Regions from separate parts of the Homo sapiens genome. Here region 1 is linked to region 2. Evidence: chromatin loops called from intact Hi-C (ENCODE). Cell type or tissue: sigmoid colon. All regions are shown on one strand. Links, peaks and the distances in the headings refer to the core of each region. The heading gives the core; the rest is flanking DNA. Region 1 overlaps SLC9A7 (solute carrier family 9 member A7). Region 2 overlaps CHST7 (carbohydrate sulfotransferase 7).

Region 1 (2,919 bases), core at 181-2,680, 51 kb after region 2:
CACCCATCTTACTTTTTCTTTGGATACATTCAGATAAAGTTGCAGACATCAGAATACTTCCCCTAAATACTTCACGTGCATATTGACAAAGAGTCTCTCCTTGACCAAACTTTAGTCAGGCTCCTAGGAATTCACTTCCCAACTAGGCACTGACTTTTGGGCTTCCATGTCCATCTCAGCATAGCCCAATTTTAGCAAGAGGTTTGCTAAGTTGGTTTGGCCAGAACCGAACATCTGATTGGGTTCTTCATCCCCCCACAATCCCTCAGGTGATGTCTGATTGTCTAAGTTGGTTTGGCCACAGCCCAACATCTGAATGGCCTATCCCCAACATCTGATTGGATTCTTCATCCCCCCACAATCCCTCAGGTGGTGTCTAATCCCCTTCGCCTGTCTTCAGCAAGAATCCTATTGGGTCAGTTTAGCCAGAATCCCCCTTGCCCCTGATATTTCCTCTCAGTACTTCCCTATCCACTGACCCGTTTCTCTCCCCTGCTGCAAAACCCCATCACAGTGGTCCCTATTCCAATCGTGATGGTCCTGAACAACGTCTGCCTTACTGTTTAAATATACATCAGAATAATGTTTTCTTTAACAATATCATTAATTAGAGTCCTGACCTGCTTTCAATCCTGGTGCCCCTATACCCTCTTGCATCAAGATAGCCTTGAGAACTCACACATTTGAGAGCAACAACTAAAGACAGAAAGAAAAAGCAAAATGGCAGGACTCATTTATAACAAATACTATAAAAGCACCAGGGCAGTTGTCTTGGCTTAGAAACATACTAACTGGCACTCTATGCATCTGGCAATTTTTTTTTTTATCCTTGCACCTTCCTCATTCTGAGGCAGGATACTGTGCCATGGATGACATGGATAACACTGGGCAATGGGGGAAAGAAAAAAGATGCCAGGAAAATCCTATATCTGCCATGGAAGTTCCGACCTTCACGGCAGCCACTTGATATCAACCAAGTATGAAATGCAGCCCAAACTCCTGACAGCAGAGAGTCTAAAAGAACCTCCTGGGCCCTGCCACAGACAGAGGAGTGTGGGAAGGCCCTTGGGGTCTCTTGGAGGGCCTTGCTACTGATATAAGTGCAGAACAGGAGATTTCTAAGAAAGGAAACAAAGAGCTGCTTCTCAGCTTGCTGCTGCTAAAAAAAAAAAAAAAAAAAAAAAAAAAAAAAAAAAAAAAAAAAAACAGATCGGGGCCGTGAGACACAAATAATGTTTTGCACTTTTTTTCCCCTATTCAAGGTTGTTTACTTTAGGGCGATTTAGTAATTACTTTTCTGGCAGGGTTGAGGGCCTCTTGGACCAATCCCCAAGGATGACACGGGACCTTGTGGCTTCCTACAAAGAGCCCCACCCTTGGGGCAGAGCCCAGAACCAAACTGATCTCTGGGAAGAGGAGGTAAAGCAATGGGCCAGGGTGTTTTGGTGTGGAACTGGGCAGCAAGAAAGAACAGGCACAGGATTTTTTTTTTTTTTTTTTTGGTGAATTTTTTTGAGACGGAGTCTCACTCTGTCACCCAGGATGGAGTGCACTGGTGTGATCTTAGCTCACTGCAACCTCCATCTCCCGGGTTCAAGTGATTCCCCTGACTCAGCCTCCCGAGCAGCTGGGACTACAGGCAGGTACCACCATGCCTGGCTAATTTTTGTATTTTTAGTAGAGACGGTGTTTCACCATGTTGGCCAGGCTGGTCTCGAACTCCTGACTTCAGGTGATCTGCCCACCTCGGCCTCCCAAAGTGCTGGGATTACAGGCGTGAGCCACCATGCCCGGCCCAGGTACAGGATTTTAATTGCAGGTTTAAAGCCTCAGAAGACTTTAGGGTCCCCCAACTTTCTGAAATTCCTAGTGCCAGGTCACTGTCCACTTTATGTATCTCTCTCCTGACCTGGTATAACGCTTTTGATCCAGGACACTGGAACTTTTTTATGCTGTTTTATTATATCTTATTTTAGCATTCCCCTGATACATCAGGGCTAAGCTCATAAGAACACAAATGACAGCCTTTTCTTCCAGAATGGGCAGAATTATCTTTATTTTCATTAGGAATTAGATAAATGTGGACATCCCACACTAAATGAATAAATAAAGCAAGCAAACTGATGTGCTCATTCTGGAATGAATAAATACCAGAATGATATTGATAATATCATTGATAATTTCTCTGCTGGTATAATTTGTCCATTCTGATTAACAGATAAAATGCCATAAAATCTCGGAAAGTTTAGAAGTATTCCATGTTAATTAATAATTTTTTCTAAAAAAAAAACCCTGAATGGTCAAGGTTTTGAATAATTTGAGGAATATGAGACACACATCTTCATATAACACCTTGAACACCATATCATAATCTGAATTTGCTCATGTCCCAAGTCTAATAACTTACACTTTGCCTGAAGGACTTTCCTTCTTGAAGGCATGCTTCAAAGGAAAGGGTTTCCTCTGCAATTTAGCTGGTATCAAAGTCAGTCTCCAAAAATGAACATGTGTGTGTAGAAAAAAGTGTGATTTCAGTGAGCTTAAATACTTAAAGTAATTTCATGTGAGTCATTACAGTACACATACGGGGCCTAGTGATATCCCAAGACCCATGTCCCACTGCTTTCACCACTGCCCTCAAGGAAGTGAGATATTCTCACAGTGCCGAGAACAGAGTTGAAGCCTATTTTGCATTTGATTTATCTATCAGCACCGAGAATCAGATCAGGAAGAAAACATGCCAATTAGAGAAACAGAAAGGAAAGAAGAAACATTAAAGTTTGTACTTTGCTTGCCCAGACATCACCACCCTTAAGCATAGTTATATCATAAACTTGGAAGGATACAAGAAACAAACTGCATTAGAGGAATCTTTATCTTTTTGGTTAAACATTCTTCATATCTTCTGGTTCACCATGA
Region 2 (2,919 bases), core at 125-2,624:
TGAGATTGCACCATTGCACTCCAGCCTGGGTGATAGAGCCAGACTCTGTCTCCAAAAAAAAAAAAAAAATAATAATAATAATAATTAAATAAGGGCCAGGTGCAGTGGCTCATGCCTGTAATCCCAGCACTTTGGTAGGCCGAGGCAGGTGGACCACAAGGTCAGGAGTTCGAGACCAGCCTGACCAACATGGTGAAACCCTGTCTCTACTAAAAATACAAAAATTAGCCGGGCATGGTGGCGCGTGCCTGTAATCTCAGCTACTCAGGAGGCTGAGGCACGAGAATTGCTTGAACCAGGGAGGCAGAGGTTGCAGTGAGCTGAGATCGCGCCACTGCACTCTAGCCTGGGCGACAGAGCGAGACTCTGTCTCAGAAAAAAAAATTGTAGAAATAACATAAGCATGTGGTAAAAATAGAAATTTTTTTTTGAGGCGGAGTTTCGCTCTTGTTGCCCAGGCTGGAGTGCAATGGCACGATCTCGGCTCACCTCAACCTACACCATCTGGGTTCAAGCAATTCTCCTGCCTCAGCCTCCTGAGTAGCTGGGATTACAGGCATGCGCCACCACACCCAGCTAATTTTGTATTTTTAGTAGAGACAGGGTTTCTCCATGTTGGTCAGGCTGGTCTCGAACTCCTGACCTCAGGTGATCTGCCCGCCTCAGCCTCCCAAAGTGCTAGGATTACAGGCGTGAGTCACTGCGCCCGGTCAAAAATAGAATTTAACAGGATAGAAGTTTATAAAATACCTGCCAGTCTCACTTCCTAGAAGCAGCCACAATATTTCTTGTAGTATATGTCTAGAAATGTTTTACGCAAATTCCGGCAGAAAAATATAGCCTTTTTATACACAAATGGGATTGAACTCTATTTATTGTTCTGCACTTTTTTCACTTATTGCTTTGAAAATCTTCCCGTTTCATCTTCTTTTTAATAGCTATATTGTATTTCATGGTAGGAATGTATTATAACATATTTAACTAGCTCCTAGTTCCATACTGTAGGGCATTTAGTTGTTATAGTTTTGTGCTCTATTTCATTGCATTTCTAGTAGGGTCCTTGTATTTGCATACATGTGAGTATGTCTGTCAGAAAAATTCCTATAGCAGAGTGACCTTATATAGCAAAAGGTATATGCTTTGTACATTTTGAGAGGTAATGTTCTTCAAAGTCGTCCAACATTCACTACCACCAGCAATTTCTTGGAACGTCTGTTTCCCAGACTTTCAACAACATAGATTTGATTTCATTTTTTCATCTTGGCCAGTTTGATGAATGGAAAATTCTTGCTGCTGGCATCCTGGCTCTCTCTGACCCTACAGTTCATCTCTGATGATGAATGATGGCCTCATACTTTGGGTTGTAGTCACTGGAATGCCAAAATGAAATCAACTTCTTAGCCCTTCTACAGTCCACATGTATTTAGAGAGTGTTATTTTTGTGATTATTTTGAAGAAATGGATACATTTTGGTATAAAAATTATCCCTTTAGAAAATCACACTTCGACAGGACATCAGGTTTTAGCAAGGTTCTTGTTCAGGCGGCCTTCTTCTGGTACTGTTGCAGGGGATTGTACTTACTGACTCGAGCATAAACAATTTGGGGACCCTATCACTGGGGAAATTAGGCTGATTTTAAATAAGGTTTAACCATTCATACATTTTCTCTATGTTCCTGAGAGCCCTCTTTGTGGTCTCAGCAGGGGAAGGGCAGAAGTGCCCATTTGCAGTTTTTGAGGCAGGATTCAGACGGTTTTCTAAGAGGTTTTTTTTTTTTTTTGTCTTGGCAGAGATTTTCTTCCCATGAATATGAATGTAATATAAATAGTTGGGAGTGAAGCTTTTGAAAAACATTTACAAACAGCTGGTTTAACATTCTTCAGTATGCTTTGTCTCAGCCTGCCCTCAGCATGAGCAGGCCAGAAAAGAATGAAACAAAAAAAACTAAACTGGCCTCACTTTTTTGTGTCTGACGTTCCAGTTGAACAAGGTGACTAATAAATGAACCCCTCTCTTTGTGAGGTCTCCTGGCTCCTCAGCCTCTTGCTTCATAGTGGAAATAAAAGGAACTTGCTCTATTGAAAAGGACATTTCTGCTGAGGTGCAGTATAAAATAAGAATAGTAGGGATTAAGAAACAGCTCTGGCTCAAATTCAAGTCCACAGGCAAGTGGGAACTGTTTGGGAATTGAATAGGAAGCAGTTTTAATTGGAGAAAATAGAAAATTGCGGAGCTCAGTGATGTGTCTATAATTGGAGTCCTTCAGCTTTGCTCCCCGGCCCGCTTGGCACCCTGGCACCAAGCCAGTGGCCAGGTCTGACATTTTCTGCAGCTGACCCTGTTCATAATTAAGACCACCCTGCTGGATGCTGAGAATAAATTAGAGCATCAGCTGATGATGAATATTTTTAAAAATTTGTTATGAATACATATTTGTACATGTTTATGGAGTGCATGTGATTTTTTCGTTACATGCACAGTGTGTAATGATCAAGTCGGTATTGGGGTGCCCATCACCTCGAGTGTTTATAATTTTGATGTGTTGGGAAGATTTCAAGTCCTCTCTCCTGGCTATTTTGAAATACACCATACATTGTTGTTAACTGTAGTCACCGTACTCTGCTATTGAACTTAGAACTTACTTCTTCTATCTAACTGTGTGTTCATACCCATTTAACCAATCTGTCTCCACGACAACCCCCACACCCTTTGCAGCTTCTGGTGACCACCATTCTATTCTCTACCTCCATGGGATCAACTTTTTTAGCTCACATCTGAGTGAGAACATGCAATATTTGTCTTTCTGTGCCTGGCTTATTTCACTTAACGTAATGACTTCCAGTTCTTCTGATGGTGAATATTTTTAAATTCGGAGATTAAGAGGCTGTGAAAGAGGGCCACCACATTTGATTTCAATG

Evidence for each region. Peaks named below come from ENCODE experiments on the same cell type or tissue, not always from the same donor. Only the 100,000 strongest peaks of a DNase experiment are listed, where the experiment ranks them.
Region 1: a loop joins it to region 2, with 2.9 times the contacts of the local background. A loop is called at or near these places in 61 of 110 quality-filtered maps.

What each region holds. Positions count from the first base shown.
Region 1 is chrX:46,632,176-46,635,094 of GRCh38, forward strand. The region is part of intron 13 of SLC9A7 (solute carrier family 9 member A7); the gene reads right to left. Among named protein-coding and RNA genes, the nearest start is that of CHST7, 60 kb to the left of the region's middle. In sigmoid colon, for the core only: no CTCF peak of the experiment used is centred there; a DNase peak (open chromatin) is centred at 1,356.
Region 2 is chrX:46,581,183-46,584,101 of GRCh38, forward strand. All of the region lies in intron 1 of CHST7 (carbohydrate sulfotransferase 7), which reads left to right. Among named protein-coding and RNA genes, the nearest start is that of CHST7, 8.9 kb to the left of the region's middle. In sigmoid colon, for the core only: no CTCF peak of the experiment used is centred there; no DNase peak of the experiment used is centred there.